3 separate regions of the Mus musculus genome follow, and regions 2 and 3 are each linked to region 1. Evidence: chromatin loops called from intact Hi-C (ENCODE). Cell type or tissue: left cerebral cortex. All regions are shown on one strand.

The links. Hi-C counts contacts between places; a loop is a spot of excess contacts. Peaks named below come from ENCODE experiments on the same cell type or tissue, not always from the same donor. Only the 100,000 strongest peaks of a DNase experiment are listed, where the experiment ranks them.
Region 2: a loop joins it to region 1, with 5 times the contacts of the local background. A loop is called at or near these places in 14 of 42 quality-filtered maps.
Region 3: a loop joins it to region 1, with 4 times the contacts of the local background. A loop is called at or near these places in 4 of 42 quality-filtered maps.

Annotation. Positions count from the first base shown.
Region 1 is chr11:114,063,684-114,071,683 of GRCm38, forward strand. Sdk2 (sidekick cell adhesion molecule 2) reads right to left here and starts at 3,346. Exons shown (of 45, transcript NM_172800.3): 1 at 2,120-3,346. The coding sequence starts at 2,195. In left cerebral cortex, CTCF peaks have their summits at 1,243, 3,470, 4,902, 7,403 (motif pointing left) and 1 weaker place; DNase peaks (open chromatin) are centred at 1,329, 2,258, 2,702, 3,358 and 3 more places; H3K4me3 peaks cover 3,506 bases; H3K27ac peaks cover 966 bases.
Region 2 is chr11:114,279,824-114,287,823 of GRCm38, forward strand. No RefSeq gene overlaps it. Among named protein-coding and RNA genes, the nearest start is that of Gm31318, 20 kb to the right of the region's middle. In left cerebral cortex, a CTCF peak has its summit at 3,587 (motif pointing left); DNase peaks (open chromatin) are centred at 3,589, 5,113 and 5,614; H3K27ac peaks cover 1,024 bases.
Region 3 is chr11:113,943,524-113,951,523 of GRCm38, forward strand. The region is part of intron 1 of Sdk2 (sidekick cell adhesion molecule 2); the gene reads right to left. Among named protein-coding and RNA genes, the nearest start is that of Gm51929, 94 kb to the right of the region's middle. In left cerebral cortex, no CTCF peak of the experiment used is centred here; DNase peaks (open chromatin) are centred at 4,237, 4,306, 5,318 and 7,061; H3K27ac peaks cover 435 bases.

The DNA of each region.
Region 1 (8,000 bases):
GACCCTGTGCCCTAACCTCACCCAAGCCCAGCATTGCCCCCCAGGTGGAGTGCAGAAAATTTCTTCCCACAATTCTCTGCAGGGCGACAAATGGAAGGAGGGGGGCAGTGCTGGCAAGCAAACATTCGAAGAGCCAGAGATCATAATCAGACAGCCTAGCATCGAGGGAAAACAGCTACCAGAGTGTGTGGGGGGGTGGGGGCTGCGGGGGTACGGGGTGTGGGGGGCCACAAAGGTGCTTCTCTGATCCTATCAGGAGAATAGAGCTCTTCCTGGGAGAGGCATGGGAACGGGGAGCCATAACTTCAATAAGACACTGGCACCTTGGCCTCAGGAACGTGGGCAGCTGTGGAGGTAGCTGGGACGTGACCACTCTGAAAGGTGCTCTGGAGACACCACAAGGGCGTGGTCTTAGATGGGAGACCAATTGGTGAGCTCCCTGTCCCCCCAAGGCAAGTTACACAGTCCTGTTGGAGTCCGCACTAAAGTGGAGCTGAAGGGTTCCACACGAGCTACCCCTCAGAAACCCCTCCCTCCACGGCCAGCTCAGAACAAGCTGGCCAGGTACCCAGAGTGGAGGACAGCCCATTCCAACTCTGTCAGGGCCACTGTCCTGGGTCCCCACAGGGTGAGAACCCTACAGGAGAGGCTACAGAGGTACCCGTTAGAGAGAGAGACTCAGAACTCACCAGGTCTCTGTCTCTGACACCTACCCCACATATCAGAGTGCTCTTGGGCAAGTCAGCTCATTGCACAGGGCCTCAGTTTCCCCATCAGTTAAATGGCTACTAGAATTCGATGACCTCTGAGGTCCCTGCCTACTGGAAGATTTTATGATCACTATAAAAATAATAACTTTTATTGCCTTACATTTATGGCGCTCATTAGAAATTTTCGAAGTGCTTTTACCTAAATTGCCTTGTAAAAAGTCCTCTCCTCAGCCCTGTGAGCGACAACTGATCGTTTTCATCTCTGATCTTGGCTCTGAGGATTTCCTGACTTGGGACAAAGTAGGGACCCTTCTTTTCCGAGGCTCTGGGACCCCAGAAGTGGAGAAAGGCTCTGTAGGGGGATTGCGACGCCATCCCAGTCCCTACCGAAGCCCTGAAGCCCCTGGCTCTTGGGTAGGTCTGGCTTCTCTGTGAGCCTGGAAAGCCGAAGGAAATCTAAAGCTGAACCGATGAGTCTGGGGATTCACTCTAGACTACTTCTCCCTTTGCCCCCAGCAGGCGCCGCTCGGCCACCACGGCCACCACCATCTGGATCCTCGAACCCCAAACGCAAGAAAGCTCGGGTGCAGCCGCCGCCGTAGCCTACCATGACCCTCCAGGGGACCCCAGAGACGCGCGGGCATCCGCTGCAGGAGGCGGGGAGGGACAACCCCATCGCACCTCCTTTCAACACACCCACTGAACACCCACTAGCCCTTCCTCACCAGGCTGTCTGCTCTGGGCCGCTACAGATCAAAGCAGCAGTGGCCAGGCATCCAGCTAGTCCTGGAAGCTGGAGGCTGGGGCTGCCCGTTGGGTGTGTCGGGGTGGGGTGGGGGTTGGGTCTGCCGCTGTCCTCGCCGCTGGGCTCCGGGACCATGCCGCCAAACCGCCCCAGCTCTCGCGGCCACGGCCGGCCAGGCAGCCAGGCGCGGGCTCCCATACATGGCTAACCAGAGTATCTGCTCTTGAGGGGAAATCAAGCGGGCACCCTGAGCCACCACTACGGCTTCTTCCCAGCTTCTGCCCGCCCCATCTTCTCGCCCTGGGACCACACAGTGCCTGCCTGCCATGGTTTGCCCTTCCTTTCGGACGTCAAGCAGGACCAGGAGCTTAGGGAGTTCAATGGAGCCAAGACACAGAATGACGCGCCCCTCCTACCCCGACCAGAGAGTATCCACAAAGGTCCACCTCCCCGTAACCTCACCTTTCCGGTCCAGAAAGGTCAGAAGTATCAGACACTGCCCCACCCCAAACAGAGCTCCAAAAGTCGAAGAAGCGGGGAGCATTGAGACGTACAAGAGATGGTCCAGCTTGGGCCAAACGCGGTGTCTTAGGGGGGTTACCTCTCTTCTGCCCACCCAAACCCCTTCTCCAGTTCCACGTGGAGAAAGTCACCCATACCGTACCTTGGGCCCCGGCCGAGTGGATCCGATGCAGGGCCAGTAGAGTCCAGAGCGGCAGCCTCCACATGCTGCTGAACATGCTGACCGAGGGGTCCTCTAAAGTGCCCCCTCTTTGCGAGTTGCTTTATAATCCTTTGGAGTCCCGGGAGACTGTGTGGTCAAGTCCTGGACGCTATGCCCGTAGGGGCCGCACCGGCGACCCCAAATGCTTTCCCCTCTTTCTGCGCTGGCTATTCCGTAAAGCGAGGGGGAGAGCAGAAAGAGGCCAAGCCTCCTCTCAAATTCGGGGTGCCTGTATCCCTTAGCACCCCGACTCAGACTACGTCTCATAGGCAGGGCGACCCCTGCGATCCGGCCTGGTCGCTGGATGAGCTCCCGAATCAGAGGACAACTTCAGGAAACTTCCTCCTGGTGGCCACGTTGCCCGCCTCCCGCCCCTCCCCGCCCCCTGGTTGGGTTCTCCCGGGCCGACGTAGTCACCGCGGTTCCAGGCGCCGGGCCCCTGGGACTTGATGTAAGCGGAGCACAGTAGCAGGCGCGGGCGCCGGGTGTCTTTTAGAAGGGGCGCAGGGCTCGGGGGGCGCGGTTAGCATAACGGTCCGAATCTCCCCGGAGCCGAAGTTTTCTTCTCTTCTAACTTTGCAGAAGGCATCTAAGCGGGGCCGAGCCACCCTTCTCAGCTCCACGGTCCTCGTGCCCAATTCAGTGATTTCGGGGGTACCTCCCCTGGGGCTTCGGTGCGGGGCTCGCCCTAGGCTCTGAGCACCTCCGGCTAGCAAACTTTGCGGGTCCCACGGCCCGGCGCGCAGCCCCGTGCGCCCATGTCTGCGCCAGCTGCGGGCAGGGATGGATGCCCGGTTCGGGTACCCGGCTGGGCGGCCCAGGTTCCAGCCAGCGCCTGGGCACCGCGCCTCTTGCGGGCGATCCTGAGGAGGAGACCGGCGGGTCCTGCTCTCCGCCGCACCCGGGATGGAGCTCGGCGCGAGCCGCACCGGGAAAGCCCTGCCGGCAGCTTTGGGATCCGGGGTTTCGGCGCCGCCTCGGCCCCCCGGCGTTTTCGCCCGGCGCGGGGACCCGAGTCTCCACGGCTGCTCCCGCGCCTCGGCCGCGCCTGCTGCTCGCCCACCTCGGCAGCAGCTGCCTCGCAGAGCCTGGAGCTCTGGGCTGCCCGGGCTCAGCGTCCTCAGAGCTGCTCTGCTGCCGAGCCTGAGAGTCTGCCTGCGCCGAGCTGGAGCTGCGGGGGCAGCGGGAGCCGGAGACGAGCGCGGCGGAGGCGGAGACGCGGAGAGGGGGGCCGAGCGCTACCCCGTGGCCGCGACTGGAGCGCAGCCTGCGCGCAGGGAGGGGGCGGCGGCGGCCCCGAGCCAGGCCCGGGAGCGAGCCCCGCAGAAACCCAATCCGTGTGCGCGGCCGCGGACGCCTGGCGTCTCCGGGACCCACCGGAGGGCAGTAGCGCGGGCTGCAAGCGAGCCGCTCTCTCTGGCCCGGTCTTCTAGCTTCAGCCCACCCTCACTCCTCCCTAGAAGGCCTTATCCCAGTCTCCCATAGGATGAAGCCCCCAGTACCCCTCTGGATTCGACCAGGCAGAACAGTTTGGGAAGGGTGTGTGTGTGTGTTGGGGGGGGGGGGGGTGTCAACCGGTTGATTCCAGTTTTTCCTTCCCAGGTCAGACTCTTTAAAAGTCTGGAAACGCTCAGGGCGGAGAGCAAGATAAAGGGGAAGCCTGGGACTTGCAGAAGGCTGAGAAAGTGAAGTTGGTGCCAAACTCGTGCGTTCTTTGTTTCTTCTTCTTCTTCTGAGCTCCCCCTTTAAAGGCACATTAGCAGCAGAGACACAAAGGAGAGAGCCAGAGGGGTCCTCCCTCGTGGCCCAGGGAAGGGAGCAGAATGTACCTTCTAGTGTGGGAAGGCCAGGAGCTGGAAGACCCCTTTAACAGTTGTACTTACAGGCAACAGACGCCTCTACCTCCGTGGGCTCTTTTCTCTATTAAAAATATTAAAAGTAATATTTTGCGGCTGTGTTGGCGTAAAAACAAATATATTACTACATATTAAAACATTTTCTTTCATTTAAAAGTTCATTTAATTTTTCCCCTGATTTTAAAAGAAATTAAAACAGTTCCGTGGGTTTCCTAAAAGACGGTGTAGTCCCTGGCACTGAGCCTGCTGGGAAAAAAAATCAGTCTTGCAAGGTTGGTATTTCGGCTGGAAAAGGAAGGGTTGAGGCCCGTCACCTTTGCCAGCTTTTCTCTTCATGCCTCCAGGGCCCAGGTCTTCGGAGACACACCCCTGTGGTCTTCCAGTTCTGGTCATTGCCCTTCAGGCATCTCACTGACTTCGAGAGCTCTGCCTCATCTTCTCCAGTCCCCAAGCCTCTTCTCATCGCTATGGACGCAGGCACTGAACACCTCTCATCGCTCTACTGTTCTCTCCTCACCTGCCTTGGAAGAACAGCTTTGAGCATTTAGTGGAAATAGACGAAAAACCTAGCCTGCCTGTCTTCAGCTTTACATTCGTCCACTTCAAACCCTGCTTTTGTCTTTCTCCCTGGCAGTCTGAACCTAGTCCGGGCCTAGGGCTTGTTATCCGACTGAGTTTTTGACTGAGGAGTGGCTTTGGGGATAAGCAGCCTAGATCTCTCCCCCTTAGGTGGCCACGCCCCTCCCATCTCTGAGAAACCCAGATTCTGCCTCTCTACCCCCAAGCCCCAGACTCTGAACTACACGCTTGAGAGCTCAGGCCCTGCCCATCCCATCAGAAACAGCTGTTCTTTAGGGTGTTGTTACAGGGCTTGCTCACAGAGGGGGCCTGAGAGTCAGTTTTGCAGCAATTGCTTCTTAGCCAGCAATCGGAGCAGAGACACTGTCTGTGCCCTTGGGCTGGAGTTCGTGTGGGTACCAACGTCTGAAACCTTGGTGGATTTCTCCATTTGGGTCCAGTGCCCAGACTTGTAACTGCAAGAGTCTGAGCTAGCTGCTGCTCAGGTTCCAAATAGCATTTGTGCTCATCCTAAGAGCAGACCTTCTGAACAGGCAAGTGTGTCCTTACAAATCTAGACGCTTTATCCCCGGGATAGGATGAAGAAAGGGAGGGTGCTCTCCTGTCTTTGTGGGCTGTCTTCCATGCTCATGTGGTTAAGGGGAGTCCTTATCCCCGAAGCTCTCATCCAGCCTGCCTCCATCCATCTGGAAAAGAGAGAGCATGGCGGGTAGGGCGGGGAATCAGCCTATGCAACCACAGAAAGGTAGTTTTCTTTTTATCCCTCTGAGAGGAACTTGTTTCTGGAAAAGCCACTTGCAGACACCATTCCCCTGTTTTTGGTGCCCCTAGAATAGTTAGAAGGTCACAGGAGGGCTAGGAAGCGAGCTCAGTGGATAAATCATTGGAGCTCCTGAGTCTTATACGCTCCCTGAGAACCCGCCTCACAGAAAGCCAGACTGGTGGTGCTCATGTGAAATCCCTGTGCTAGGGAGGCAAAGACAGGTGGATTCCTGGTGGTGTCTGACCTGCCAGTCTAACCAACTTGGTCAATGAGAGAGCTTTTCTTAAAAAGCAAGGTGGACAGCACCTGCGGGTAGACAGCTGAGGTTGCCCTGTGGCCGTCACTCAAATGTAAACACACGTGAACCTTCACATTAGAAACACACACACACACACACACACACACATACATACACACACACACACACACACACAGAGAGAGATATGCAGAAGGTGAAGCTACTGTGGGTACCCCACCAGGAGGGTCTGTGTGCCTTTTTCAGGCTCTGCACCCCACTCTGCTCCCAATGCCACCCCCACCCTTTCGCTTGGACTTACAGATACAGGATACAGCTCTCCTGCAATGCTCTGGGGACAGGCTGGGTCTCCTCCTTTATTTAGATCCCATCTCCCTCCACCATTAGGATTAGTCCTTAGGCAAGACTTTTCTCCCTGTGTTTGCCTCTGAACCTAGACCGATGCAGACAGCAGCAGCAGAATTCACTTCAAAAGAGAAGGAAGTCCTGGCTGCTCCAGAACACCCCCCCCCCCAGCAGGTAAGTGGGTAAAATGGTACCTCTCCTAAGAAAACGCCCACGGCACACAAGGACCACCTCTCCATGGTTAGCGAATGGGTGTTATTTGCCGGGGAAACTTTATCACAGAGGGGACGCATCACTACTGTGTCCAGGAGGAAGACAATGGCTGGAGTAGGTAATGGGGGGCCTGTTTGCTATCACAGAAGATTACCCCCTTCTCTACTCCCAGCCTTGGACACGGAGCCCAGCCTCTGTTCCCTTCCATATAAACAGAGCTCAGGATAGGTCAGGCAGAGTCAGCTTTTTGATGTGGTTACTGTGTTAAAAAAATTTTTTTTTCTGTTTCAGTTTCTAGCATAACAGGAGCTAGAACAGAGTGTTCAATTACAGGATCAGACTGTGTGTTCCATGAGCACTGGGTGGCATCAGGGACCAGTGGGGACACCCTGGAGGCACAGACGGACGCTTCCACTCCCAGCACACATAGTCGCCCAAGTCCTTCACTGTCTGTGGGGGCTGCTGCTCAAGCTGCAAGGCTCCACCCCCAGCTGTGAAGCCCACGCCCACGGCTGTTTAGCTGACATTGAGAAGGCAGAAACAGTGAGCCAAAGAACCAGACATCACACCATTCAGAAGAGAAATGAGGGAGCAGAGAGGAGCCAAGGCCGAGGCGATCCGCAACCTATGGATTTTCAGAACAAAATTCAAGACCCTGTATATTCTTCCCAGCACCACGGTTTCAGCGACTCCTTCTTGGATTAGAGTTCCCTGTCCACTAGAACTCAGGGTGCTGTAGATAGGGATAGGTAGACTCTCCCCCCCCAACCCGCCCTCCCCCATGCCACGAGAGTAGGGACCTTCAGAAAGCATCATTATCTTACCCAAAGGAACTGAGAAAACAAGTTGCCTTGAAATACAGGTATATTAGTGAAGTTTCTCATCACGGTGACAAAACACCTGCCAGAAGCAACTTAGGGAAGGGGAGACTTATTTTAGCTCATAGAGTCAGCGAGAACAATCCATCACGGCAGAGATGAGCCTGGCTGAGAGGATTTCCTGGGTGGCCATGGGAACTTGGGTCGTGGGTCTTGTTCACATCTTAGGTAGATCAGGAAGGAGAGAGGGAGGGAGGGAGGGGAGGAGCTAGCGCTCCTGGGATATCACCTTCAAGCCCACCCCTAACCTCATCACCACCCCTACCTAACCCCAGCCACACACAAAAGTTCCAAAGGTTTTACAACCTCTCAGAGCAGCGCCACCAGCTGGGGATGGAGAGCATTGCATGGCAGGGGTGGCCATTTCCCACCTTAACCGGAAGAGGTTATTCTTAGTAGTAGTCTTCCATGTCGGTCTTTTGGACAATAGAAAAAAGGAAAGTCGAGTAGATGTGGCCTTTTAATCCCCTATAAAAAGAGGAAGGCTCTGGATCTTGGTCAGCTTGGCAGCCATGATGAACTCAACAGACAGGGTTACTCTAGCAGCAGAGACTTGCTTCTCACAGGGTCCAGAAAATCCAAGATCAAGGTCTTGGCTGATTTGGTTTCTACTAAGACTCTTCTTGGCTTAGCCAAGTTGTGGCCTCTTTTCTTTCCTGAGACAGGATTTTGCTGTGTAGCCCAAGTTTACTTCAGACCTGCCAACCTCCTGCCTCAATTTCCATATGCTGGGATTACAGGCTTGAGTGATCACACCCCGTTCCTCCTCTTCTTATAATTCATTATATTAACCCTGAGGATCGAATGGGGATGTAGCTCTGTTGGCAGAGTGCTTGGCTAGCAAGCATGAAGTCCTGGGTTCAGTTCCCAGCACCATATAAACTGGGCATGGTGGTATACATCTATATTCCAGCACCCAGGAAGGGTGAGG
Region 2 (8,000 bases), 220 kb after region 1:
TCTGGCTCCTAGATGCTCACAGACTCCTCTTTCTACCCTAACACTCAGAACAAAGGTCCCAGACCCAGGCCTGAAGACCATCTGGATTCACTATGCTCCTGATGCAGGCCAAGAGGAGGGCTTGGGGCTGAGCCTCAGGGTCACATCCTCTGGGTATCAGTTGTCTAGAGTTCACAGTTTCCAGGGTCTTCCCTGTTCATTAGCTCAGAGCCACCCATAGCAGCTATGTACCAAGTAGTACTTCAGAGACTCTCTCTCTCTCTCTCTCTCTCTCTCTCTCTCTATATATATATATATATATACACACATACACATATATATGCATGCAGCTGCCACCACTGCCAAATTAAGATGCAATGAACCACTAGCTACACTAGTGGAAAACCCAACAGAAAACTGGATTCCTGGCTGCAGAGAGGCTGTCCTATGGGCCTAGACGTGCAGTTCAGTCCCTTCGATTCCACTCAAGGCTCTGAAGTTACCTTCCACTCACCCATCCCCTTGACTGAAGTTTTTCTGCAGATCTCAGTGTTCTGGAGACAGAGGCTTGGGTATACATTTTGCCATGCACTCCCTAGATTTCCCTGAGTGGCTCATATGCCCATTTCACATCTCCCCTCCCCATCCCCAAAGCCTGAAAGCAAGAACCTCAACCTCTAGAGAGAATTACAAAGATTCATTTGGTGAATCGTGCTGGCAGTGGTAGCCAGACATGGAGTCCGCCCCACCCTGCCACTGCTCCAGGGGCAGCTCCATCAATCTCTAAGAGCCACTTCTGCCTCAGCTCTAGAGTGAGGAGGGAGTCTTCATCTTTGTGTCCTTCTGAAATAGTGCAGGCACGGGCTGGGCCCTCAGCTTCTCCCTCCTAGATCCTGGCAGCGTTGGGACCTCAGAAAGATCTGGGCAGAAATGCTTCCAGCTGACTCGGTGCGAAGGAGTCAGCTAGCCGCCATTCACTGTCCCGGAAGGCATCACCGCTGTGGAAAAGCCCTGGGGTTCTCATCTCACAGTCCCGTTCTCACGCAGGAGGAGGATGCTTCACCTTACCCTCGGCACAAGTATGTGTCTTCTATGTCTTCCTGATTCTGACTAATTTCTTAACTCTATCAGGGTTCTGGTTGCCAATAACAGAGGCTCACATTGAGGGAATGTTCTGGAAGGATATTGGAACACAAACTATTAATGTGAGGATGGGAAACAGGTGGGAAGTTGAGAGCAAGTGGTTTCTAGAAGCTGGGCATCAGAATCTGTCTGAGACATGGCACTTCTAACACCACAATTGCTGGACCATTGCCTCCACGGGCCACTGAAACAGAAGACTAACCTACCCCCACAGCTTCTCAGTGTACACACGCCAAAGTCAAAACCAGAATGTAACGATTGGCCAATCCTGGTCACCTGACTAGACTCTGGCTATTAGGATTGGCTGTTGGGACTGGATAGGCTGGGTCACATGGCAGCATCAGGCTGCCGGATGAGAAGGTGTCCGTTTGTTGGACTGGCAGTGGGTTCAAGGCTGTCACTCACAACCCTGCCCACGGGGCAAAGTCTGCTCTCTGTCCTTGAAGCTCCTCCCTCTAACCCCTGCCCAGTTTCTCTGCGGGCGGGCTGGGCTGGTGCCCTATTAGCAACTCACCCACGTTCTCCACTTAGGGCAGATAAATTGGAAACCTCCCCTGGGGAGGAAGGATGGCAAGGATGGGCTCTATTACAAAGCAATATGCTGAAGGGGAAGAGGGCCATTTGGACAGGAAGATGGAGCCGGGAAATTTGGCTTGTCTCCCTGCGTCGGGGGCAGGATTGATTTCATTCATAAATACTCTCGTTGATCTTGAGCTCCAAAGCAGGCTGTGAAGGCCGCTAATGAGTCCCCTTGACCTTCCCTGCACCCACCGTCACAGACACCCCTTCCAGACCTCGCCCTGGTCTTCCCTTCTTCCCAACTTCAGCTATTTAAGGGATGGAGTAACCTGAGAATAAAGGCCAAGCAAAGTCTTTGAACTTGGTGTGAACCTCAGTATCCCCGGGCCTGAGCCAACCCCTTAGCCTTCCCTTTCCTTCCATCTTCCTCAGTTCCCATCCCCTCTTTAATTAAGATGGTGTTTCATGAGCCCAAACCGAACTCAAGCACACTATGTATCAAAGATGACCTTTAACACTTGACCTTCCTGCCCTAGTCTTCTGAACACTGGGCGTGGCTGAACAGCCCAGCCAATCAGCTTTCCCACCGGAGTCTTCCTGTTTAGAGGTTCCTCTCAATAGCACCACCAACTGGGGGCCAGACCTTCCCCACCCGTTAGTGTAGCCTAATGACCATCGCGTGCCCCTAGCTTTGTGCCTTTTGTAGTACGTAGCCTTGAGCTCTGAACACCTTCCACACGTATGAACCTGCTCCTCCCAGTCCTGGCTGCAGCCCATCTCAGCCACCTTGTCCTCGCTGACAGATGAGGGTAATTGGTACCCATTCTCCAAGGACCCTCTCCACGTGGATCTGTAGACAAAGGATTTCAAATTGATTTAAAGCCGGTGTCAGGCTGGCTTAAAGAAAAATCTCCACAGAAATTAGTCAGTTTAACATTTGGGAGCTGCTTAAGCAAAAATCTCCACTGGGTGATCTTGGGGACAGCGCCCTCACCCTCCCTACGAAGGCAATGGGGAAGCTGAGGTGCTAGGAAGAATAGGGATACCTTCTCAGTTTAAAGGACTGGAGTAGGCATTGCCCAAGGATACCAGGGGACCATGGCCACTGCCCTTAGAGTCTGTCTCTGCCGGGGGGGGGCGGGGGGGGGCTGGGGGCTGAGATTGGCTTAACTGATGGCTAACTCACTTGTTGGCTCAAGTGTCATCCATCAGGCCAGACGAGTACCAGTGTGGGCTGGCCCTGATCATCTGCTGCCTGGATTGTCTCACCAGATGCCTATGTGATGGTCCAGGCTCCAGTCCAACCTCATCCAACCTACCCTGCCCAGGCACCGGGGCGATCTGCCCCCAGCACAAAGCCAAACAGGCTGCTCTCTCAAAGAAGGCAGTGTTGTGTTGCCTCCATGACCCACAGGCTACAGACTTTCACTCTCTGATGAGAGGAGGGAGGAGTTTTGCTCTGTGGAGCTGCTGGGGTCTCTGGTTCATCTCTCACACTCCATAACTCCAGGATAACGTACACAGAGGCTCGGAGTTTCTCACACTCTTCCCTCTGGCCGAAACACCCCACACCTCCTCCCTCCTCCCACACCTCCCACCCCCACCCCCACACTTCAGGTATACTATCAAGGCTGCTTCTCTCCTGAAACATTCATTGCAGGCCATCACCCCTTGCACAGGGCTCTCTCAGAAGGGAGGTCACTTCCCCTCCTATGCATCTGGTTCAAACACTCTTGGTGGCTTCCTTGTCAACTAAGGCAGATAGGAGCGAAGCCCAACTAAAATACACCTTCACATTCACACCTCCAGGGGCCTACATCCCCTGCCCCCCCCCCCCCCCCGCCCCAACAGTTCTTCTGTGAGCCCATCCATGGATTAATCCATCCTTGAGGTTAAATACCCTCCATAATTCACTTACCTCTCAATGGCGCCACCAACTGGTGGTGATGGGGACACTGCCCATCCAAGCTGTAATACCTAGGATTCCACTGGAGACTGTGGTAGGTAACCCCCTAAAGGTAGGCACAAGTTTCTGTGACTCGTGATTATGTGGCTCACACCTGGACTCTATGGGAAAAGATATATATATATTTTTTTTTTTTTTGATGTAACCAAGAACTGTGAGGTGAGCTTAATCGAGATCACTGGGATGCCGCCTAAGGAGCATAAAAAGAAAGAGGAGGGAGGCTGGATCTCTAACATGTCAGAGGAGCAGAGGCTCTGTGGCCCTGGGCAGAGAGGAGAGGTGCAGCCGCTGTAAACAGGTATAGGCAAGGATGAGTCCCCTCTGGAGCCTCCAAAGGGAGGGGGACCCTGGTCACACCTCAAGTTCAGTCTTCTGGCTTTCAGACCAGTGAAAGAATGACGAGCCCCGTTGTTTCAAGCCACCGAACTTCTGGAAATGTGTTAGAGCCACCACTGGCCACTCATACAGAGAGTCCCAAGAGAAGGATGGAGCTTGCGAGACTCTGGCCAAACTCCAGCAAGGAGAAATCTAGCTGCTTGAAACCCTTACCGTGGACGGGCATCTTTTCAAGGAACGGAAGAGGGGTCTGCCTATCCCCCAAGAGAGGCCTTTTCTTGGGGCAGGACGAGCTTTTCTTTTTCATCCCTAGGCTCGTTGAGGGACTGATGGAATGAGGATTTTCATCTCGAGGCTCAAACCACCAGGATTTCAAAGCTGCCTGCTTCTCAGGGTTAAAGTTCCTGGGCAGGAAGAAAAAAAAATCTCTGTGAAAAGTTTTCTGAGGCCAGGGAAGGTGGTGAGTTATTCCCTTTGAGAGATTTCTTTTACATGTTCACCTCTGAAGTAGCTAAATGAACGGAGCTGTCGGCGTGCTCGGCGCGCTGGCTGTAACGTGTCCGTGAGGTACCGGGGGAGCTTGTTAAAGGGTAGTTCCCGATGCATCCAGCCTAGGCCTGGCCCCGGCTGGGCCTGAGAGCCTGCATGTGTAACAAGCTCCAGGGAGACACCCAGGCTGCTGGCTCACAGGACACAGGACTGGCAGGTTGTGAGTCAGTGACAGGGCTATAGTCTGTTGACTCTGAAGGTCACTCACTCTGTATCCACCAACTCAGCTGTCATGTCCTCCTGCTAAGGAGAGGGAAACTGAGTGAGGGGAGGGAGGGGTGTCACCTAAGGTCTCAGAGTCTCAGAGTTGCATGGGGTTATTAGACTGAGCACCATCCTGGGCTTGTTGCTGCGGTGATGGTGACGGGGAAGATGGAGGCCTTTCCTTTAAGGGTAAGAGCCCTCTCTACCCTTCGGCCTGGCAGTTAAACTGCCCATCCGCCTCTACATTTTGAAACACACGTCAGCTGCCAGGCTGATCGATAGGCTCGCTCATCTGTGAGGTTTGAGGCTCTCTCCACAGATGTAATCAGGGCTCCAGAGACGTCCTGGCAGCGGGCACGTGGGGAGGGAGCGCGGCAATACGTTTAATCAAGGAGCAGATGGGGAGCTGATAGAGTGTGTAGAAAAATCAGGTTTCTGTGATAACATTCTCTTCCCCCACTCAGCCTCCGCACCCCCTGGCTTCTCCATCAGGACTCCCGGTGCCAACTCCAGCCCTGCCCTTTCCAAAGATGGTTCCCCCCCCCCGAACTCCAGTAGGGCCCCCTTTATAGAGATATGAAGCTTGGGAGTGAGGAGAGTGGATTGGGGAGGGATGGGTTGCTGCATTTGGAACCTAATTCCCCTCTCTAGGCAGGAGCCTGGAGAGGACCGGAAGCCAGGATCTAACAGACTGAACACTAAGCACTGGAAAAGGCATTGGAAGAGCTACCAGCCAGAGCCTCCTGCAGCTGGCAGAGAGGACGCTGGGCTGGTGGCCTGGGTACTCCATTCACAGGCTTGCCCCAACCCAGTGTCTTGCATTATGGTCCCAAGACAGGATCTATGGAATGGTTGTCACCGAGGGTGGCTTTGTCCCCAAAGAACATTTGGCAATGTCTGAAGACATGTTCTGATTGTCACGACGAGGGTGGGAGGGTTCTCTTGGCACCCCGTGGGTACAGGCTGGGGAGGCTCGAAACGTCTCCACAACACAGGACAGCCTCCACAGCACAAATAGTCTTCCCAAAATGTCAGCAGAGCCCAGCTGAGAAATCCTGCTCCTCGGAGAGCCATCACTGGCCACAGCTCTGGTTAAACCCACTGACCTGTCTCCAGGTGGGCGTGTCTGGCTCCTTTCCCCACCCGTGTCCATTTCCCAGGCTAGCTCATGGAATCTGCTCAGGGACACGTGAAGTGCATATATGTCCATGTATACATACACACACTCCAAGTCAAGTGCCATTAAATGGGCTTGGGCCTTTTATTAGTTCTGGGGAATCTGTATATAAGTAGAGGTTGGGGGTAGGTGGGGAGTCTTTTCATCTCCCCCCACCCCCCTATCCCTCTCCTTCTATGCCCAGCCCTTTCTGGTGCCTTAACTTTGAACCTGGCTTTGTTCTACAACAGATGTGTATAGAGAGACCATATCTGTTCCATGTCCCTCTGATTTGCAATTGGGCTCTGTCCCTCCTGGACCTGAGAGTCCAGCTACACAGAGGGCATGCTCTCTGCCTTGGGAGATCATCTTCCAGAACAAGGTGGCCTCCTAAGGCAGTTTCTTGGAGAACCGCACCCACCCCACCCCCCCCCCCCCCCGCCATCCCAGATCTGCTCCCTTAGTCGGGTTAAGGTCTCCGCATGGTGAGTTACTTGATAGAATCCATGTCTTCTCATCCCTGTGGGGTCAGTGCATCCAAGGCACTGAGCTCAATGTGTTTAACTAAGGTCTTCTCTGCCATCTCCTGACTATGTTTTTATCGACATTTGATAAGTGAGAAACTGAGTCTCAGCAAGGTTAACAGAACAACTGTGCTGGAGGTCACACAGCAGGTAAAACAAAAACAAAAACAAAAACAAAACAAGATTGGAGGACTTGACCCCATAGGTCACTGCAAAGACCAGTCTCTCAGGATTAGGCTCCTTGCTCTGTCTCCTTGGTAACTCCTTGAAAGTGATCCACACACCCACGGCATCAGTGTGACCTAGGACTTGTTAGACACAGAGATCCCAGCACTGCCCTGAATGTAGAACTGGATATGAGCTTTCCTATGGGAGATCTCAGGACTCACAGATGTGGGGATGAGATGGTTATGGGATTCCCTGCTGGAGGGCAGTGAGGCTGGGGGTGTGAGCAGGACCCCCAAAGCTGGCCATCCCCTGTGCCTAGTAACTGTATCCCAGCATTCTCTCTTTGGTTACTCAAGAATGCTGACCTGCAAGCTGGGGCGCATGGCTCAGTGGGTAGAGAGCTGGTGCAAGCTCAAGGGCCTGAGTTCAAATCCTCAGAATCCTACATAAAAGCCAGGTGCAGCGGCTCATGTCTGTAATCCCAGAGTGGAGGTGTAGAATAGACAGGGGTAGATTCTGGGATTCACCAGCCTAGCCAAATTAGAAGGTTCCTGGTTTGGTGAGGGATACTGTCTCAAAAATTACAGGGGAGATCAATAAAGAAAGATATCCAATGTCACCCTGCGGCCTCCATTAACACACAAAGGTTGATTGCACCTGCACACACGTATACACACATTTCACGTGCACACAAGGATACTGACTTCTCACTTGGAAATCTCCTCATTCTGCTTCCCCAGGGAAGGCCGCTCCCCTCCTCCAGGCCACAAGTACAGCTGCAGATGGCTGATCTGGAGGCACACACAGGCCAGCCTCTACTCCCTGATACCCTCCGCTTGCTGAGAGCTCCCCCTCCCCCACCCCCTGGTCCTTGCCTTTTATTCTTATCAGCTTTTTGTTTCTGTTTGGCATGACCGCCCTCCCCTCTCATCAGAAACACTTTCATCTCCCATTTGAGCTGGGACCTAAGGCTTCTCCAAGACTCTGAGTGTTGTTTCTATTACCAATTAGACTATAAAAGTGCAACCATTTATCAAAGACGAATATAAAGTGGCTCCTGGGCGGCCCGATAGAGAGGACATCACTGCAAACCCCAGAACATCCTCCAGTGGGTAATGTGATTGCTGCATGATACATGGTGGTTGCCCCTGTGTGGTCAGGAAGCTGGGAGCACATCCTTGCATCCCTGTGTACGGTCCTGAGGAAGCAGAGGCTGGAGGAAGCGGTGGCTCCTATAACCCTTTGTGTAATTACAGTGGAGAAGCAACTGAGCAATTTGGCCTCTGTTGCTTCTTGCGACCCACCTCTTCCTTTTCCTGTCTGTACCACACCCAACATGGCTGATGCCAGTTGAGAACTCAAACCCTCTGGCCAGACTTATAGGTTTCAATGTATCCTGGAAGTTCCCTGTTGTGCTTGTACAGTGTTATGCTTGCCACAGACACTGCGTGTTTAT
Region 3 (8,000 bases), 120 kb before region 1:
CCCTCCGCATCACCTCCATTTCTTTCTGTTGGGGAGTCTTGTCTGGTTCTCATTCTTAGCTTCTGGATTTTAAAACCTCCAGGGAAGAAGGAAGAGGACCCACTGGGCCTTAGCCAAAGGGAATGTAAACTTCACCAGGAAAACACAGAGTCTGTGGTATTGGGGAGATGGCTGTTATGTGGGTATGAGGACCCGAGTTCGAATCTCCAGCACCTACATAAAAATCCACGCTTTGCCATGCACCCCAGCACTGTTGGGGGGCAGAGACAGGAGGAGACCCCAGGCTTGATGGATACCAGCCTAGCTCTGGGTTAATGAGAGGCTACCTTTGAAGAGGATAAGGCATGGAGTGACAGCTGGCTTCTCAATGGCTTGCTTTAGCCGCCATGTTTATCCACGGGTGAGTGTACCTGTATACATACATATGTGTGCACACACAACACACGCATATGCACAAAAGGGAAAAAGGAAAAAGAAAAACAGGGAGTTGGGGTGACATAAAGCTTCAACGGACAGAGGGCTCCCCCACCCCCAGCTAGAAAATACATCGAAGGCAGTCTATGTAGTGATCCCCTCCATCACCAGGCTGCTGCCCCCAGCCAGCCAGCTCCCTCAACCTCCCCATTCTGCCTGCCCAGGCTGTGAGCCGGAGTAGCTGCTGCACTCCCCTGCAGAGTCATTGTATCTGTCTGGCCTGGCGGTAGCCACACAAAACATGAAAGCTCAAAGTTCCTTCAAAAGGAGTAACGGGCTTGGGCAATGGCTCGGGATGGAGAGGGGCCTTTGCCCTCTGGCCACTGAGGAAGAAGACAGAAGTGAGGCATGGGATTGGGCCAGGGTATTGGAGGAAGGATGGGGAGGTGGAGGAGGGGGGAGAAGAGCTCCCTGCCTGCCTTTGCATAACCAGCCTTTGGGGTAGGGCAAGGCTGAGGGCAGATGTTGACATCTGGAAAGATCAGTAGATTGCTAGTCCTCACAGGTTCTACTATTTTAGAAGTTTCCACATATGCTCATTTGATCCTCATAGTGGCCTAATGACTCCAGGGAATGGGGCATATGTTTTAGAAAGGGCACAGTGAGGTCTGATCTTCAGAACTTGTTGGAAATCACACAGCAGAGAGGAAGTAGCCAAGCTGTAGAAGCGGCTACCTCTTTCAGGGAAGCAGGGCTACTTCCCTAGAGAGATACCCGGACCAGGGCTTAGAGGAGTGGGTGAGCAGAAGACGAGAACCAGACTCTCCGAGTTTGTGCTCTGGGCCAGGTGTCAACAGCTGGAGGAAGCATGCTACAGAGAGCGACCTTCTACAGTTACTCTAGAGAGACCCCAAAGGCTTACTCAGGACCTTCCTACACACCACTGAGGCACAGACACAGGGTCAGATCCCATCTTCCCAGCTACATCTATAAGCTCCCTGTAGGTCTCAAGGGCTTAGAGTCACATAGGCAGTTGCCAGGAGGGTAGCGTGGGTGTCCTGACCTCCAGGCCAGTGGCAGAGGCTCTAGTAGCATCTACAGACCACCATCTTGTATTCACCCCACGATTGGCCAGCTGTGTGGTGAGGACAAGTGCTGGCTCTTTAGAGTCTCAGTTTCTCCATCCGTGGACACAGAAGAGAAACAGCAGGCACAGGCGGAATGAAATAATGACTGTCACAGTGCTGGCCCAAGCCTTCTTCCGAGGACAGGCGCTCTGCACGGGATCATCCATTTCTATGAGAGTGTCTGTGGCAGGGATGGGCGCGGACATCCTCAGAGATGGCCTGGGTCATGCTCCAACCCCACCACCCAGAGCCTAGAACTAGAAAAGCACCTGGGAGCCTGCTTTGGGACCAAGGAAGAGATCAAAGGAAAGGAAGATCAAGGGCATACCGTCAGGGGCTGGGAAAGGATGCTCTGAGCCCCTTTGCACACTAGATCTGATTCTAGATCCCCTTTCAGGTTCTCGCAGCCTCAGACATAACCAGTCACCGCCAGGTTCACCTTTTGCTTTCAGGTCTCACCTGGGCTCAAGGACTGATTGATACCTCGGTAAATGTTATAATAGGCTCTTGGGGGACTAGTCATGTAGCACCCCTAAACCTTATAGCTTATATACCCAGTGTTATGAATGTGTAAATTGCAGTTGATTTTGGGGGTCTTCCTTGAGTTTCTGCCCCAGAGAACAAGACTGAGGGTAGTTTGAAGAGCAAGCACTGCCAAGGGTCTTTTTGTGCTCACCCCCTTAGCCCTCTTTACAGCCCTCCTGTGAATGCCCTGCCTATGGAGCAGTTGATGGGGCTGGGAATGCAGGTCAACTGGGACCATGCCTGCCTGGGATGCAAGAGGCTCTGGGTTTGATCTCCAGCACTGTACAAACCAGGCACGAAGATAGGCACCCGTCCTCCCCGCACTCAAGGGGTAGAGGCAGGAGGATCAGCAGTTCAAGGTCCCCCTTAACTACAAAATAGCTACTGAGTGAGGCCAGCCTGAGCTACATGAGACCTCACATCAAAACCAGACGGAGCAGGTGAAAGAGTGCCTCTTTTGGATCACCAAAGCAGAGTCCTTCTGAAGGTGACTGAATGTGTCTCTGGGGTTCTGGGCCATGGCTGTCTGGGTCAAGAGGGGCTAGCAGGTACCTGCTGGCCAGGGAGAGTTACCTGCCACCTCGGGAGGCAGCCAGCGCTGCTCTCGGCTTAACGACTGAGCACACTCTCACTTCAAAGCCACATTCATATTCTCCTGAAGCTTTCAAGAGCCCTTTGAATCGAGTTTTTGAAAACCCTGTTTGAGGCTGTCATTGCTCGTTTGTTTTAAAACAATAACATTCCCGGCCCCGAGTGATTAAATCCCTTCCTTGGATGTGGGCTGACTCAGAGCCAGCATTAAGAGGAGGAGGAGGAGGAGGAGGAGGAGGAGGAGGAGGGGGAGGAGGAGGAGGGGGGAGGAGGAGGAAGAGGAGGAGGAGGAGGAGAGTGTGTTTGTACACACATTTGAGCACGCATGCTCTCTGCACCTAGACATCTAGCATCTGTGGGCTCCCTCACGAGCCACTTGCTCCAGGACTGAATTTACCAGCTCACTGCCCAGACCCCAGGAATGAACAACCTGGGCCAATGCCTTGCGCTCAGGTGGTTTGATTTCAGTGTCTGCTGGAGATAATGGCCTTGGGGGATGAAGGGGAAAAGATACTGTGCTTGCACACCTGCTGGGTACCAGGCCAGGTCTTGGTCCTCCCCATCCGTCCTCTCATGTTATCCTTCTGAGGTGACACAGAGGGACTGAGGCCCAGGCCACTGCTCTGAGGCCACCCTTGCTCTAGCTCTAGTGTTCCTTGTCCTCTGGATATGGGGATCCTGGGAGGGAAACCCCACCCAAAGGAAACACTGGGAAGTGCACCAGAAAGTAGGAGCTGGCTGGGAGCTGGGATGCGTTCCACCGGAGGACTGATGGCTGTGGGGGGTTAGTTGTGTTTGTGTGTGCAGATGTATGTACATGTGTGTAAACCAGTATGTGTATGTCTTTGTGTGTATCTGACATGTCTGGGCACATCTGTCTCCTCCATGTGTATCTGTACATGGACAACTATCTCAGGTCTGTGCTGTGAGTTCCCAGGAACGTAGAGACCATAGACTGTGGAGATTGTTTATCTTCTACACACCACTTTCTTTAGCTGTAAGCTGGGGGCATGTTTACCGTGAAGAGTAAATAAATGAGTGCAGGATGCTAATTAAATAAACAGATAAGCACACGCTTAGGAAGGGACAACCATTGCTTCTGTATATGGATGGGCACATCGTGTTGGAGAGAGACGCACACACTCTGTTAGCTGAGGCTGGTAGGTCTTCTCTGGTTTTGCTTTCAGATGAGGCGATACTCAGCCTGTGGGACTGTATGTCCACCACAGCCCCTCGAGTCAGTGAGAAGGGTAACCGTGCCCAGAGAGTTCTGGGTAAATAGAATCAACAGTATGAGCATGTCACTCTTCCAAATCTTTCCTCACTTTGAACCCTCTCCAGTTTTTATTAAAATATTTAAATTGACGATTACGAAGATGATCATATGCGTATGTGGGCGGGTGCTCCTGTGTCACAAGCATCGCGCCGTGGAGATGAGAGAAAGTCAGTTCTCTTCTTCCGCCGTGGGCTCAGGGATCAAACATCTCCCATCAGCCTCTCGAGACAAGAACTTTTACTCACTGATTTCACTTGGCCATCCGTCGGCTCCCTTTTTACAAAACGAGACAGACCGATTCTAAAGTGTATATAAAAACAGCCACAAAAACTAACAACTGGTCCTAGAGACAGGGCTCAACAGTTACGAAAGAGCACGTGCTGACTTTGCAGAGGACCCAAGTCTGGTTCTTGGCATTCATGTTAGCCAGTTCATAACTGTCTCTAACTCCGGCTCCAGGGGACCTGTGATGATCTGTATATGCTTGGCCCAGGGGATGGCACTATTTGGAGGTGTGGCCTTGTTGGAGTAGGTGTGTCACTGTGGGTGTGGGCTTTAAGATCCTACTCCTAGCTGCCTGGAGGTTAGTACTTTGCTATCAGCCTTCTGATGAAGATGTAGAACTCTCAGCCCCTCCTGTACCATGCCTGCCTGGATGCTGCCATGTTCCTGCCTTGATGATAAGGGACCGAACCTCTGAACCTGTAACTCGGCCCCAATTAAATGTTGTCCTTATAAGAGTTGCCTTGGTTATGGTATCTGTTCACAGCAGTAAAACCCTAACTAACACAGGACCTGATGCTTCTGGTCCTTGGGGTACCTGAGTTCACACACACACACACACACACACACACACACACCACTTAAAAAATAACATATTTTTTTAAAAATCTAAAACCAAGCCAAAACACAAAAGTCTGGACAATGGGAGAAAGACTACCCTAGCTATTAAAGTGTAAGCAGAACTGCACCCACTCAAACAGTGTGGTCTTTATGCTAAGTTTGATGAAAGGGTGGTCTCAGATTCTAGAAATAAACCCAAATACATAATAAGGACTTTCAACGTATGAGGAGTGCTGAATTCCAAATCAAGGCAGAGGTGAGGGGTGGGGAGGAGCAATTATTTAGCATACGGCTTTGGAACAGCCAGAGAGCCATGTGGGAATAAAATATAAAATTGAATATCCTTCCTCACACTTTACCTCAAAATAAATGCTGGAGAGATTGATGTTTTAAACATGAAAATGAAATTCTAAAAGAACTAGGCAGGGGGTGGGGTGGGGGAATGGATGAAATCACAAAAATTTAAAAATACACAATGCTGGTGGATTTAAGTTCCTGCCAAGTACTTTCTAAGTACCACGAGAGCTCCAGACGGTCAGGAGACAGACGATGCCTTCAACTCCATGAAAAATTCTTTAGAGGGAAGAGAAAACCCACACACCAAAAGCTGCAGCACACGACAGACCGGGGGAAGATATTCTCGACACTTAACGCAGAAAAGATCTAAGTGTCCTGAGGAAAAAATGCTCCCAGCCGCCAGGTACAGTATCACAACACCTTTCTTCCCAGCACTTGGGAAGCAGAGGCAGATAGATGGATCTCCAGAAGTTCAAGGCCAGCCTGGTCTACGGACTGAGTTCAATCCATCCAAGGCTACATAGTGAGACCCTGCCTCGAAAAACTTGTTTTTGAGAATCTGTAAGATTGCACGAGCAGGAGAACCGGGGAGAGGGTGTGAATGGTCCAGAGGGGAGATGGAAAAAGTGTGGGGATGTTTGAGCTCATGAGCCACATTAACTGAGTCACAGCAGTAACCTCTTTTCCTCACTGGCCAAAGTGTGAGAGTGAGGGTCCAGTGGGCTGGTGTGCAGGGAACAGGTGCCCAGAGAGGCACACCCCTCGTGGGGCTGGGGCCTGGTATGCCATCTCTGGAGTCACAGCCCTCCCATCCCTCCAGCTTTCCAAAGGCAGCACCTCTGTCCCCGCCACTTACGCATATGTGAGAGGGCCGTGTCTCAGAGCTGGGACACAGAGTTTGAAACGCCTGCGTTGTTGATGCAGAGGGCACCTCGGTACAAGAATGAGCGTAACTCCAGCACGAGGCTTCTCCATAAAAGGTAACCCCAGACCAACCTTTGAAAGCCCCTATTGAGTAACAAGTGTCGCTTACAGAATCTGCTATCGCTTGTATAGAAGTTGTCAGAATCTTATTTACTTGCAGTCAGGGTTTCATGTAGCTCAAGCTGGCCTCAAATTCATTCTGTTGCCCTGGGTGAACTTCTGATCTCTCTGCCTCCACCTCCACAGTGCCATCGTGCCATGCCAGGTTGATTTGGTACCAGGGACCAAGGGCTTTGTGCCTAGCAGACAAGCAACCAACTAATTGGGCTCCAACTTCCAAGCCCCTTGTGTATAAAAATGTACTTGCTGTATAACTATAGGCTTTTTCTAGGGAGTGAAGCATTTGGGAAAACTGATTAGTGGGTGTGTATCTCGTGTGCCTGTGCACGTACATGTGTGTGCACACATGTGCTATTCCTTCACTCTCCCCCCCCCCCCACCCGACCCCCACTCTATCATTTCTATGCTGTAGATCCTGGCACATGGTGTTTACCTGTGACCAGATGCACGCATCCACAGGCATCCATGGGTGTATAGGTGCAGTGAGAGCGGTTGTGGGTGAGCCACACTGAGGACAGGGGAAGGACTGGGGACAGAAGAAGGCCCTCTGTGTGTGATTCCAGGGTGTCACACAGCTGGAGGCATCCCTGTTCTTGAGCTCTGTGAATGACCCCCTGCCTGCAGAATTCTGGCAAGAGGTCTTAATGCTAACTTCCTTCTCATTTCCCTTAACAGGTCAGGAGGCCCCGACTGCCATTTCCTTTTGACATTGTCACTAAATACCCTCATTGTCACCCTTAGATGCTAGGCTGAAAGCTAAATAGCTCCATACAGAAGCTAATCTCAATTTAAACTGCCTCCTTCCTTTATCCCCGCTCTGCAACATAATATCATCTTTCACCTGATTGGCCAGGCTCCCTCTGCCTCATCTTTCAGGGCTGTCTACTTCCTAGCTTGGCCTGGGAACCACACAGCTCCCCTGGAGCCATTCCCGCTGGGAATACTGGCAGAGGGGAAACAGGGGTGAAGGCCTCTGCCAGGCTCCTAATTGGCCAAGGACACCCCTCTGCCCTTTAGAGCAAGTTTCAAAAGCCACTGAACAGAGACAAATTCCCTTTCAGACCTGAATGCCCTCAGCTCCTTCTCCCTTCCGGCCTCCTAATAGGAGCTCAGGCTAGCCAGCCTGTAGTGCCTAGGAATGGATAGGAAGCTGTGGCTCTGAGACACACTTTTCTCTTCTGAATCTCTCCGTCAGTCACGTCTTTCCTGGACTGACCTCCAATGGCCTCCGGAGGGCTGCTGGGCTTGAAGTCTGTACACTTGAGGCAGGGCTGGTGAGTTCTGGGGGAGAGTTCCAGGTCAGAAACAGAGCAAAGGCGCAGGGTCCCTTAAGCCTCTCCTCCTCCCAGACTCTACAGTTTTATGTTAGCTCAGGTCTGTCATAGAGGCAGGCTAGGTTTGCATAAGTCTGTATGGGGCCTTCCCACAGTGCCTGTAGCTCTACAGGTCTGTTGTGAATGGAAGCTCAGATATTTACATGTGGAGTGGGGAGGGCTAGTACCAAGTCTAGGCTCTATCTGAACCCAGGACCAGGAATATCATAGCCCAAGAGGAGGCTGCCAGGGCTCTGCCAGCAGAGCGTTTTGGGGTACACAGAGCCTAGGATGCTCAGCAGGTATTCTCTGCTTGGGACCCAGACTCCCAGCTGTTTGTCTCTCTTCCACTTCCACATCTGGTACACCTACCTGCCTGCTCCTATCCCACCCGAGCCAGGGCCTTGAACACCCTAGGTCCCCCCACCCTCTTGATGCACTCCCATAAATGAGATGCTAATCAATGCCCCTCCCTTGCCTCCTGGCAGATGCCTGGTCCCACTTGGCCTGTTGCCGCCTGCATGCCAAGTACTTCATTAGCCAGGAAAGAAGGCTTTTGCCCTCCTTAAT